Regions from separate parts of the Homo sapiens genome. Here all the other regions are linked to region 3. A link is a contact called in ENCODE Hi-C or POLR2A ChIA-PET data. All regions are on one chromosome and are shown on one strand. The core of a region is the stretch at or near the end of the contact, and the rest is flanking DNA. Distances in the headings are between cores, read along the strand shown.

Region 1 (4,462 bases), core at 1,150-3,649, 290 kb after region 3:
AGATCTCTGGAGGAGGCAGGCAGGTTGGTAAGGGTCTACAAACTGCAGTGGAGGAGTTATCTTTGGACCAATTAAGGACGTTTCATCTGGAGGCAAAATGACTAAGCAAGGACGTGATAACTGTCCTCACTGTGTTGAGGGTTACAAAATTGGTGTGGGTCATTGAATCAAGTTATGAGACAACATGGGATGTTGGGAAAAGTCAGGGGATCAGGGGCAGGTTGATCCTGAGTCAGTCTCTTAACTTCCAGGCTTCAGCTTCCATCTTTCACATTTTATGATTCTGTCTCCAGCACGTAGAACCTAGAGCAAATTCCTGTTTATACAGAAAGTTTGGATAAGGAGTGGTTTTGCTGAATGGCTACTGTAGCAGAAAAGCTTGAACTGAGTGTTGCTCAAATCAATAAAATCACCTGATGACTAAGCCCTGTTTTCTATTAAACTGAAAAGAGAATGCAACAGACTTCACTGGGCTTTTGTGAGAATTACATGAGGTAATATGTATGAAAGCACCTTATCAACTCTGAAGTACTACCCCGATGCAAGCAGTTATGTTGATTATTGCCATAGCTAGATTATAACTTTTCCAAGAATTAGAATATAATGAAACACACTTAAGCATTAATCTGTCTTCTGTGATTCAGAAGATCCTTCAGGAAGTTACAAAATCTCAGGGTCATGGCCATGGGCATGGAGTAATTCTGTAGAAAAAGATCCTGGCTGTAAGGTATTCTTTGGTTTTTTGGATTCAAATTAAATAGGAGCATATTGACTACATGAAACCCTGAAGGGAATAGAGATCACATACTCTAAGCCCGTCATTGTACAGATGAAGTCACTGAGCCACAGAGAAGCTGAGTGGCCTGCCCAGAATCAAATGTTAATTCATGGCAGATCTGGGAATAAAATCCAGGCTCCTGTCTCCCAACATGTTTGTCATCATTAGTTTAAGAACATCTCAGAAAGTCTGAAACAGGGTCAAAATGTACTGATGAATGTGGCTGCCCATTAAAGCATGGAATTGAAGAAATATTAGAAGTAAGTTTAAGGGCCTGGGTGTGTCACTGAAGGATATGACACAATATACTGGACCTACTCGGGAGAGGGGAGAAGTACAGTAGAATTTTTAGTAACTTTCTTAATCACAGCAGTTCACTTTCTCTGTACAAAATTCTTTTCAAATATTCTCTGAAACTAATTGGCATTAAAAATGCTGATCTTAGTAAATGGCCCTCAAGAGGCACGCTATGCGCACAGGGAATAGTATAATATAGGTGCAGAGTAATGGTCTCTCTCCTTCTCTCCTTTTTTTCCTTTTCCTAATGATCATTAACATCTATATTCTTTGACTTTGTTGAATTAAAGTTGCAAGAGATGGCCGTAAATAAAGCAAGTTATGTATGTGCCTCCCTCATTCTGCCCATGCAGCTTCTGTTCCATTTGCAGCTGTGAGCCGTGTAAGACTCTCAAGACCAAGCACCCATGAGTGCCTGGGAGCAAGTAGCCTGTGAAGGGAGGACTTTATTCCTGGATGCATTAAAAGCAGAGTCCCACCTACACCTCCCTCCTCTTCCCATTTATAAATCTACTTCTCCAGGGATCTACAGATTTTTTGGCTATATTTTTAGTCTGTTGATAATTTGAGAAAGTCTCCAAGGATCTAAGTCTTGGATGGGTAGGAGTCAATTCACTCAGTCTTTTTTGAATCCCTAATGGATGTTCAAAACCAGTCTCAATTCTGGATCTGGATGGGACATGCATGTCGAAGTACAGTGTGATGGATAAGAGCACAGATTCTGGAACCAGATTGCCTGGGTTCAGATCTCCGCTTCTGTCATTACTAGGGTTATGTGACCTTGGGCAAGTCCCTTAAATGCGTTGGGCCTCAGTTTCCTAATCTGAATCCCTATCATAGGGTTGTGTGAGCATGCAGTTGAATGAGCTAATATCTATTCATATAAAGTGCTTAGAGCAGTACTAGGTGCATAGTAGTGCTTAGTAAATGACTATTAAGTAAATTAAATCAGCCTGATTAGAATTGCCTCCAGGTGCAAGGCTCTATCCCATTTAGACACGCTAACACACAAGGTCTTAAGGGCTTTAGGTTTAAGGAAAAGGGGCTTTTTCCCCCCTCAATTCTACACCACAACCTTTTTATTCTATTGAATTACAAAGGAAATAACAGTGGGACTTGACTTTGAACACCAAAGTTTATCCAGCCTCTTTCCAGCTCGGTGAACGTGTCCACCTACTTCACTCTTTATGCTAAAGGAAGAGCAGCGACGCTGATAAATGTATTGAGTGGCCTCGAGCAGGTGGCTTGCTCTGTCAAGATCACTTTTGTATGACTGCTGGGATCACCACAGTCTCCCCTGTAACTTGCTGGGTTCCTCTTGTACATAAGCCGAGGGCATTTGCATCGGTTCCTGGTGAGGGGGTTTCCACACGGTGGCCCTGGTTGCTTCAGGGGCTGGGCTGTGGGAGACATTAATGGGAAGTGAAAAGAGAAACTGTTGTGCTTAACCGGCAGAGCTGTTTGGAGTGTGACTCTTCTTGTATTTAGGGAAAAGATTACTCATGAGTATTTTCTTCCATAGAATATAAAGAACCTCAAATTACTACTTGCATCCCCCACCCCCTTCTCACCCACCTCCCTCCGTTGCAGCGTGTCCTCTGCAGAAACTTCAGCATTTTACTCTCAATTCCCCTCCCAAGCAGGATTCAGTTCTGTATTTGCTTTGGGGCCCATGTTTCCAATAAGCCACCCTGTACTTTTTCCTGTTTCTGCCTGAGCATCTTCTGCTCACTGGACCTCTCACCTCCAGGCACCTTCCTAGGCCTGAGGAACCAGACCTTCACATGTGTCCCCTAATGGGAACTCCCTGTGTGAAGGAGAGGAAGGTCCATAATAACAAATCGCAGCGCCATTCTTGTTCAAAGGTGACACCATTGACAGTAAGGAGTTAGGTTTAAGGTTTTTACCAGTTCAAAAACTGAGATTTTGCTGAGTAACCCTCACTGCCACTCCCACCTCCCTGTGATTCTAGATACGTGTTTTCAAGGTCATTGGAGAGAGCTGGTACTTCCCATATCCATGGACTGTTTTTAATAGGCATCACTTTCTGGCCAGTCAGGAGTCAAAAACAAAAACTTTTAGTGGCTGTATTTTATTCTAAAGATCATAAAGCAGTAATGCACCATAAATTATTATTTGAAATTCTAATTTGTTTCCATGTGAAAAAAAAATTATCCTAAAAACACCAAGAAAAAAGCTCTTAAATGCTCATCTCTAATGATTTCCAGTGCCCAGTAGTTCTTTTTTTGGTGCACTACAAAAAAGGAATTTTGGTTTTGAGGGGACTTCCACAGGTTTAGAGGAAGCCAACTACCATTCCTCAAAACTACACTTTGCAAAGGAGCCACTTGGAAGACAATCATGCCCAGAGGCCCTGGACATTTTCCAGGGCATTTGAGCCGTTTGTTCCCCACTTCAGCAGGTAGGAAGAGCAGCCCCATATAGCAAACCAGATTGTTCTTTGGCATGCCTGGTTTAGGATGAAAGGTAATTTTTTCCAGGATCAAACTGAGGGACACTTTTATAACACACTTGTGAAGTCTTCGTAGCAAGTTTAAGTAACTTATAGTGAGAGACGGAAGCTCCTCTTAGCAACACTGATGCCATTGCTCTGTTTGAGCTATTGATTCACACCATGTGATTTTAGAGAATGAAGATCCATTGAACATCCAGCTTCTTCTGACCCAGCAGTTCTTAAATTTGGTCTCATGTCTCCTTTTGATTCTTAAAAATTAATGGAGACCCCAAAGAGCTTTTGCTTATATGGGTTATAGTTATCTGTAGTTACCATATTATTACATAAATTAAACCTGGGTATTTACAAAATATTTATGAATTTAGCAAGTAAAATAGCCAACTCTATATTAATGCAAACATATTTTAAAATATATTTTCCCAAACCAAAAATAATTTGTGAGAAGAGTAGCATTGTTACACATTTTTGAAAGTCTCTTAAAATCTGGCTTAATGGAAGATGGCTGGACGCTCATCTCTGTTTCTGCATTCAATCTGTTGCAAGATCACATCATATGCCTTCTAGAACATTCCACCTAAGAAAGAATGAGAGCGAAAAAGGCAAATAATTAATATTGTTATGACAAGATGTTTTACTTCATAGGCACCCTACAAAGGTCTCGGGAACCCTGATGGGTCCCAAGATCACATTTTGAGAACCACTGTTCTAACTTATCAAAGATTTCTCACAACAGCAAAATAAAATAAAACTATAGACTTACAGTCAGGCTCCCAGAGAGCCAACCTGAGCCAACCTCTCAGCCCCTGCTCTGTACCCCCCTCCTGCCCACTTGGTTCCTACTCAGAGTTCAAGTACCACCCCACCAGGAAGCTCTAATGTCAGTGAGTAGAATAAAAAGGCAGAAGACCTTT
Region 2 (4,506 bases), core at 215-2,714, 430 kb after region 3:
CACTTGAACCTGGGAGGCAGACATTGCAGTGTGCCAAGATCACGCCATTGCACTCCAGCCTGGGCAACAAGAGCGAAACTCTGTCTCAAAAACAACAACAACAACAACACAAGAATTTAGTCTCACGTCTACAGGTCTGCAAGACTGACTGTGGTTCAGCGGCTCTAGGCTGAGCAAGGCTACAGTTCGGCTGTGCTTAACGCCAACCTGTCCTTAGCTCCAGCCTATAGGTTGAGCTGTAGGCAAGCGTGTTCATTCTGGGCCTAAGCTGAGTGGATAACAGCTGCCTGGGGAAAGTTCTTCCCATCATGGTCACTGAGATACAAAAAGATCAAGCTTTAATGCGCAAGCTCTTTTCAAGCCTCTGCCATCACATCTAACAAGTATTCTTTTTGGCCAAACCCAAAGTTAAGGGGCAAGAAGGACACTCCTCCCACCATGAGGTCACAGCAAGGGTGTTGATGAATAATTCTCTTTAAGTGCTGTGATGAATTGAGAATAGCAATTCTATTATCCACTGTGATGGTTAAATCTCCACTGGTTAAATCTTGACCAGTTCCTCTTCTGACTACTTCTGATTTTCTCCTTTGGCTTCCCAGACCACATGCACAACCCCTGCAGGTGAGCCAGAATGCCAAGAAGTCAGCATTATAAGGCTAAATAGAGAAAGAACAAGTTTTCTTTTTGGAAAGTTCCTCCCAACCTGCGATGTGTCAAGACATCACCATTAATTGGAAGGGGACACGATTATGCAAAATAACTGAGTATAAAGAACTTAGAGACAAAAGGGGAGTGAGGGGAGGAAGGAGATGTAGCAGTTTGAACTATACGAGGTTTAAATTAATTTCAACCAAAACATAACAAGCAAAGGATGTTCTCCTGATTATCTTATGTTTACTATTATATTTCAAAGGCAATACATGCTTATTGTGTGTGGGGGGAATCAATCTAGTGAGTAGAAAACACAACCATCTAAAACCCCATCACCCCTAATTAGCTGCCATTCAAATCCTTTATACATGGACTACTTTGGGCATTGGAAATCAAGGTGCTGCTACCTAAACAGTGTCGTGAAAATTTTAAGGCTCTGAGAAAATGTTAAGGCCATTTGAACACCAGAAATTCTTGTTCTCATCTCTCAACTACAAATGCCTAGGTGAGTTCTCGCTTACAGATTTTTTTCAAATTTACAGTATATGCAATTTATTTATTTATTTATTTTTGCAAAAATGGGGTCATCTATTACATACCACTTTTCACATTAGAACAATTTTCCTCATCAACAAAGATATGTCTATATCATCATTTTAAATTCTGCCTTATATTTCATTTATAAATTACCATAAATTACTTAACCAACACCCCATTGATGGAAGTTTAGGTTATTTCCAGTTTTTCACAATTACTTTCTGCATGCATAATAACTCACGTCACTTCATATACAAACTGAGGCATTTATTTTCATTTTCAGATCTAAGAAATCTAAGCAGTGCCTTATTGACAATAAATAGAACCACCCTTGTGGTGTTAAAATGTGGGCAGCAAGAAAGGAAATAGTGTGGTTGGGTGGAGATTAGTCATTTTTGAAAGAGCACGTATGTACATTTTGCACGTTGGTGACAATTCACTCAAAATTTTAAAGAACCCAGCTTAAGTTTTGAATCAGCCTGAAGCACTCCGAACTTCAGATGCTCATCTCAGCCTCTTAAGTCTGCCAACCAAGCTGGAGACAAAACAAGATCTGGCTCCCTGGTGGCCGCCTGGGAATCCTGCCCTTGGCGTCATTTCTGGAAGGGCAAAAGAACCCTACGGACTCTTGTATCACTAGGATAGAAATGCCACCCAGCTCCTCAGCCCATCTCCATCACCATGGCAGTGGGGAGGGGCCTAGGCATTATCAGAATGGGTCAGGACTAGCTCAGAGCCAGTGTCAGGCTGGCTGACTGTAAACTAAGCCAGGCTTTCAAGGGAAGGCTTTTGAAGGAAATAAGCCAACAAAACAGCATCAGAAACTGAGGAACCATTCCTTCTCCAACTCTACCCCCCAAGAGATACCAAGGTCACACAGGATACAGCAGTTGTTGAAATTATTACTGCTATGGAACAGAGCTTTTTTGGCACCGGAAGAAGTCATTCTCTTCTGTCAACCCTCTTTTCCTTTCCCTTGGATTTTCAATCCTCCCCATAGAAAATCAAGACCGCCCAGCAAAGAACATGCTTACCCAAAAGACCACAGTGCCATTCAGAAACAAGAAATTCCAACTCTACCATACATATAACCTTCTATCCATCCTCTGACCTTCTGACTTCATAATGTATCTTCCCAAGATAAATAGATGCATGGCATGTTAAAGCCTAGGAGGACCATGGAGATTGTGTCAATATCTTTATCCTTCAGTGAATAGATGGAGGCCTCAGAGAGGATGAGCAACCTGCCCATGGCCCCACAGAATTGGTGGCAGAGCCCAAGACTGTTGGCCCCCAACCACACTGTCCAGACTTCAAAAGCTGATCCTCTTGCCAATGCCCCCACACTAGTAACAGCCTTTTTGCCTGAATGTCTCTCAGTGATGTCATGAAGACAAATTACTGTCTAGCTGTATGGTTCTTTAGTCCTTGCTGTATGTTATTGTACCTGGCAGGCCCTCATGGAAACTAAGCTGGAAAGAAATGAAGGAGCTCAACTTGGTTAAAACCATTGACAGAACACTCATCCCCCATCTTTTGCTCTCTAGACAACCGCAGGTAAATGTGAGGCGTTTGAGAGAGTTAAGCCTTCTGTATCAGTTAAGCTAAAAGAACAGTTTATTTCATACCCCTAAACTTCACAGGAATAGAACACAAGCTACCAGGCAGCAAGAACAAAGGAACAGACTAGATACATTTATTTTTCAGAAATTTTAAGCCATGGAAGAACAAAAAAAAATTCTTCAAAGAAAATTTAGGGGCAGGGGATTGAAATACATGCAAAACTTATTTTTAGTGCCCTTTACAGATATAAAGTCATGCTGTTCGTTTAGGAACAAAAAAATGCATTATGTATAACTTGTTTCACTCATAAAATTACCATGTTTTGTATATTGATATATTTAGACATTGGGAGATCTGAAAAAAGCATTTTTATGATTTCTTTCCTGGTTATTTTCTCGGGCAAAAGGGAGGTTTTTAAAAAAAAAAAGTCCTCAGTGGAAAAACTTTTCAGAATTTTGAGAAAATTTACAGATTTTAGAGGATTTTTACTTTTCCCAAAATGACTAAGTCATCAGGTTCTCAAGTCATTGAACTCTAATGTGTTCAACCAGCGTCCTCTACTTATCAAGATAATAGCACAACCGGGTTTAGTAATGGTGACCTATTGTGGAACTTTCAAAAGTCCACTGTAGAAGTCCCACAAATTTGAAATTCACTTTGCCCTCCAAGGTAAATCTTTTCTGTTCTTCCCACTGTAGCACTACTTAAAGTCCATTTCTAGAAATGAACTGGGAGAGGTCATAAGTCATTTAATTTAGACCCTACATGAGCACAAATCCTGTCTATACGAGGTCTACAAATGGTCAACTATCCCTTGCTTCTCCACAGTCAATGGTCTAAGGCCTAATTGTCATGCTTTACCATATACATTTATGAATGTGTGATGATCTGAGCCATTTCTGTCTTCCTCACTAGACTGCAGCTGCCATCAGGGCAAGAAGCAAACCTTCTCTGCTGACTATTTTGTCCTGAATGTCTACCAGCAATGGGAACAGAGCAGTAAATCTATGCTCATATCTTCTGAGATAGCTCTTAATATTACAATTTCTCTCTGTGTATTGAACTTATATTACTTTCCCTATAACTTCTATGTACTGAGTGGATTCTGCCCTTCTTGTCCATCTAGATCTTTCACAAGACAGCCCTTCAAATATATGAAACATGTCATCCTCCACTCTTCTCTCCTCTAGGCTAAATATCCTGTTTCTTCAGCTTCTCCTCTAGGCTAAATATCCTCAGCTGTCCCACATGTGGTGTGATTTTTCAGTTCCTTCATTACCTTGGATGCCCTTCTCGGAAGACATCACTGCTCTGGTTCTATAAACCCACACGGCTAACATGGAAGGGGAGCAGTTTCTGGAATGGAAGGTTATTGACATATTAAGCGATCTCCCCCAAAAATGGTTCCAAAGTCTGGGACTAAACCAGAACCCTGTAATGCTCTTTGCCACAAACTGATTGGTGACCAAGTCACCTTCTACAGTTACATAAGGCATTTAGAAAGACACAAGGAACAGATAGAGGAGTGACTGGTGACCAAGACTGCTAGTTGTCCGCTAAAATACATTCTCCCCTTCCTCTATGGCAATACAACCCCTAATTTTTAGCTGGACATGTAGCTGTCTACAGTAAAGGCAGTGTTTCCCAACCTGTCTTGTAGCTTAGTGTGGCCCTGTGAAAAAGTTTTTGTTAATGGAATGAGTTAGGAATGGAATGAGCAGACTTTGAGAACCTTCCCTAAGAGATGGCACACCT
Region 3 (4,506 bases), core at 1,972-4,471:
ATGTGCCTTTTTCTCCAGGCACACTGGAAAGCTTAGTCCCCCCGCCCCCGTGACTGTCTGTTCCCGAGATAGTCCCTTTGCATGGAGAATCCGTGCCCATCCCACCCACCCCCACACCATAAAAAGTCAATGTTAGAAGGTTTGAATGGATTTAGTGATCATGCACTCCAACCCTGCCTATCTGTTCATCAAAGTCCACTTCAAATACCACTTTATAAAGACATTGTGGTTCTTCTGTCTCCCAATTCATTATTACTTTGGTGCTCTGTTATGGTATACATCACATTCAGTCTTGTATTAGAGTTGTTTGTGTACATATTTTCTGCCCTCACTCCAAGGCCAGCTTAAAACTTATAAATCTTAAAATATTTTGGCCTCCTAAAAATTAAACAGTATCATTCATAGTTTCCACTATTAAATATTTTATGCTTTTGGAATAAAATATGTCATTCTTCACCCCCTCTCCCAAAAACCCCAAAACTTTGTTCCTCTGCTTTTCTAGTTTCCCGTGTGCTGCTTAGTGGGTTTTCCAGCAGCCCTGGTCCCAAGCACATGAGGGACTGTTAGCATTTTCAAGACAAAAGTATCCTTAACTCCTCTTCATGAGCCTGCGAAGATTAAACACGGAGCTCAGAACACAGTATGAACACAATAGATGTATGATGAAATGAATAGGGCTAGCATTAACTAATGAGAGCTCCTCAATGATGAGCAAGAAGAAGGTGAAATCATGCCATCCAAGGCTTCCCAGTGCCCCTGGAGACCACACAGCCCCTTTACACAGGAAATGACGTGATTCCTGATAAGCAAGCAGTACACACTGCACAGCTTCCTTCCCTTCCTCCCCCTGCCACTCAGCACCTTTGGCAAATAGCGGCCTGCCTTCAGCCTTCATTAGGAAAGCCTTCATTAGGCCTGCCTTCTTCTCTTCATTCATGAGAGAGTGGCATTAACAGTGCACAAACTAATGCTTCTTCAAATTTTTCTGGGGTCTGCTGCTGCTACTGCTAAAATCCGCTTGCCTTCGGACACAGTTTCTCAAATGGCTTAAAAGCTTCTCTGCTTTTGATCCCTGCAGCATCACTTTCTACTCCCTCAATCAGAAACCAGAAGCTACCCACCCCCATTTCCTGTGTTCATGATAGTAGAAAGCAACAGAGAACAGTTGGCCCCTGAGCTGCCAGGTTGTGGGCTGGGTAGGGAGGATCCATTGCAGGAGCATTGGAAAGCCTTGAGCACTCTGCCCTGCCTGTCCACACAGCAGCACCTTCACAGCCTTCTAGTAGTTCTGATCAGATTTCTGCCTCTTAAAGCGGCCCCACAGACTAAAAGCCATCATCTGGAATTTGGAGTAAAAGGGCCCACAGGAAATGAAGCACTCTAAGAAAATTCAGCTGGGCAGGTATTTTAAGGTCACTGACTGACTCCAAAGTGAAGGTAGAACCCATATTGACCGCAATTCATCACACTTCTGTAACTTCAGAACTCACTGCTGACTGGTGGAGAAGGTTGCAATTGCATTCAGTCCGAATCTCTGAACATATTATTTAGAAATATTAGCTTATCCAGCTGCCTACGGAGCTTCCCATCTGGGCTTTCAGTTGCTACATTCTCTAAAGCCGTATCTGACCCACACCTTACTAACACTATGTGCTTCTACAGCATTCACCCAGTGTTACAGCTCTTTTAGAATCTGTCTAGCAGGTTTTCCAGTCTTCACTGGAAAGCCCTTGCCCCCAAATATAAAAAAATAATAAGGCATTCACCCCTGAACTTTAGCAGGGCTTCCAATCGCCTTTAAGCACTCATTTAAAAGAAAAGTCTTTTATTCCCTTATAATAGTATTAAATCATTAGCAAATGATTCTCAAAACTATTTTTTGAGTGCTCTCTTCTGTGTGAGAATGTAGGAAATGATGACCAAGTATACGAAGTTGGACATGCCTAGTCCCAGGTGGCCTTTTCCTATTGGCACAGCTGCTGGCATTCACCCGTGCAAGCTTCTAGCTTGCTTGTCTATGTCTGCAGCTTGATTTTACAGGCTGCTCATTGTAAGAAAAGAAAACGATTTGAGGGCTGCTTTTCATTAAAAGGAAAACCTTACTGAGGACTTCCTTACCCTCACTATCTGCCTAAATAATTTCTTCTTAACTCCTATATCACTTATAAGAGGAGAAAGCAGACACACAGGGGGAACTCAGTGTGACAGCACAGGCGGAGCCTGGAGGGATGCCCAGGAATGCCAAAGAGACGCACAGACTGGTTTCTCTCTCACAGCCCCCAGAAAAACCTAACCCTGCCAGTGAGAGGTGACAGCGTGCTGGCAGTCCTCACAGCCCTGCTCGCTCTCGGCGCCTCCTCTGCCTGGGCTCCCACTTTGGCGGCACTTGAGGAGCCCTTTAGCCCACCGCTGCACTGTGGGAGCCCCTTGCTGGGCTGGCCAAGGCCGGAGCCGGCTCCCTCAGCTTGCAGGGAGGTGTGGAGGGAGAGGCGCGGGCGGGAACAGGGGCTGCGCGCGGTGCTTCCGGGCCAGCGCGAGTTCCGGGTGGGCGTGGGCTCGGCGGACCCAGCACTCGGAGCGGCAGGCCGGCCCCACCAGCCCGAGCAGTGAAGGGCTTATCACCTGGGCCAGCAGCTGCTGTGCTCAATTTCTCGCCAGGCTTTAGCTGCCTTCCCGCGGGGCAGGGCTCGGGACCTGCAGCCCGCCATGCCTGAGCCTCCCCCACCTCCGTGGGCTCCTGTGCAGCCGGAGTCTCCCCGACAAGCGCCACCCCCTGCTCCGCGGAGCCCAGTCCCATCGACCACCCAAGGGCTGAGGAGTGCAGGCACACGGCACCGCACTGGCAGGCAGCTCCACCTGCAGCCCCGGTGGGGGATCCACTGGGTGAAGCCAGCTGGGCTCCTGAGTCTGGTGGGGACGTGGAGAACCTTTATGTGTAGCTCAGGGATTGTAAATACACCAATGGGCACTCTGTATCTAGCTCAAGGTTTGTAAACACACCAATCAGCACCCTGTGTCTAGCTCAGGGTTTGTGAATGCACCAATGGACACTCTGTATCTTGCTACTCTGGTGGGGACTTGGAGAACCTTTGTGTGGACACTCGGTATCTAGCTAGTTTGGTGGGGACGTGGAGAACCTTTGTGTCTAGCTCAGGGATTGTAAACGCACCAATCAGCGCCCTGTCAAAACAGACCATTGGCTCTACCAATCAGCAGGATGTGGGTTGGGCCAGATAAGAGAATATAAGCAGGCTGCCCGAGCCAGCAGTGGCAACGCGCTCGGGTCCCCTTCCACACTGTGGAGGCTTTGTCCTTTCGCTCTTTGCAATAACTCTTGCTACTGCTCACTCTTTGGGTTCACACTGCCTTTATGAGCTGTAACACTCACCGCGAAGGTCTGCAGCTTCACTCCTGAAGCCAGCGAGACCACGAACCCACCAGAAGGAAGAAACTCCAAACACATCTGAACATCAGAAGGAACAAACTCCGGACACGCCGCCTTTAAGAACTGTAACACTCACGCGAGGGTCCGCGGCTTCATTCTTGAAGTCGGTGAGACCAAGAACCCACCGATTCCGGACACACCAGCACCCGGATCTCAGACCTCTGGCCTCCGGAACTGTGAGAGAGTAACTTTCTGCTGTTTTAAGATACCCAGCTTGTGGTCATTTATTACAGCAGCCCTAGCAAACGAACCCAGTGTGGTTTGCAACTTCAGTTATAGCATCTACCATCAGCCCAATTCAAAAGACCATTTATTTAATCAGCAACGTTTCCCCCGTCACTCCTTATGGGGCAGTATCCACTGTAGGCTACTGATTCTACTTAGTGCTTTAAGTCAGCGTTGCCAGAATCATACTGAAACACATACCTGGGGCTTCTAGGGCATCTCCTAGTCAGCCTTGTCAAAATCAACAGTTTTGAAAATACGCTCTATGGCAGTCCTGAATTCCACAGGGGTGGAATTCAGAGCCGCTCTCCTCTTGTTTGTCGTATTTTATAAAATGGATATTTAATTCTGTTTCACTATTTGCTTTCATTACTAAAATTTCCCAAAATACATGAAAATAGAGGGTACTCGAAAAACCCAACTTTAAATAAAATAACCGTGAGTATTCTGCCATACTTGTTTCTGTGTTAATATAAGAATTTATTTGAAGAGTTCTGCTATAATGTTTTTAAATACTGGTTTCAATAACTCTCTTCCAATACAGATTACACTTTGTTAGCTCCAATAATTGCTGCATGGTGAATTTAGTCTATTGAAAAGGAAGTGTCAGGTCTGAGTGCCAATTATTGTACTTGACCCAAGGTAACTCTCTTTCAAGGTACTGCGTTGGGTTCCCACTGAATTATTTTACCACATTCGAAATCCTTCATCAGAAATTCAATGTCTTTTATTATGATACATGAAATGATCTAATAAATCTCACTGCACACTGTTACTTTGATTTCTCCAATGAACCACACCTCTCAGAATGCACGCCCTTGTATAGTCCCCTCTCA

Evidence for each region. A loop is a pair of places that touch in the nucleus more often than their neighbours do. ChIA-PET counts read pairs that join two places held with the same protein, here RNA polymerase II (POLR2A). Pooled maps may share reads with other maps.
Region 1: a loop to region 3 is called in a map with no recorded cell type, with 6 times the contacts of the local background. The contact joins the enhancer-like site here to the promoter of LINC01252 in region 3. A Hi-C loop is called at or near these places in 5 of 37 single-sample maps with no recorded cell type and 5 of 50 pooled maps. POLR2A ChIA-PET finds 5 or more read pairs at or near these places in 3 of 52 experiments (GM12878, OCI-LY7 and activated CD4-positive, alpha-beta T cell).
Region 2: a loop to region 3 is called in a pooled map, with 4 times the contacts of the local background. The contact joins the enhancer-like site here to the promoter of LINC01252 in region 3. A Hi-C loop is called at or near these places in 6 of 50 pooled maps. POLR2A ChIA-PET finds 5 or more read pairs at or near these places in 3 of 52 experiments (CD4-positive, alpha-beta T cell, GM12878 and activated CD4-positive, alpha-beta memory T cell).

What each region holds. Positions count from the first base shown.
Region 1 is chr12:11,834,057-11,838,518 of GRCh38, forward strand. The region is part of intron 2 of ETV6 (ETS variant transcription factor 6); the gene reads left to right. Among named protein-coding and RNA genes, the nearest start is that of ETV6, 190 kb to the left of the region's middle. RefSeq lists enhancers at 2,359-2,588, 4,360-4,462. Within about 2 kb of position 2,400, at least 15 of the 41 ENCODE cell types and tissues checked have a DNase peak (open chromatin) inside an H3K27ac peak, as active enhancers do; they include GM12878 and OCI-LY7, where a contact is called at or near this core.
Region 2 is chr12:11,979,772-11,984,277 of GRCh38, forward strand. No RefSeq gene overlaps it. Among named protein-coding and RNA genes, the nearest start is that of BCL2L14, 89 kb to the right of the region's middle. Within about 2 kb of position 1,465, at least 5 of the 41 ENCODE cell types and tissues checked have a DNase peak (open chromatin) inside an H3K27ac peak, as active enhancers do; they include CD4-positive, alpha-beta T cell and GM12878, where a contact is called at or near this core.
Region 3 is chr12:11,544,809-11,549,314 of GRCh38, forward strand. LINC01252 (long intergenic non-protein coding RNA 1252) reads left to right here and starts at 3,222. Exons shown (of 8, transcript NR_033890.1): 1 at 3,222-3,552. The region is part of intron 2 of LOC124902877 (a long non-coding RNA gene); the gene reads right to left. It also overlaps the pseudogene RNU7-60P.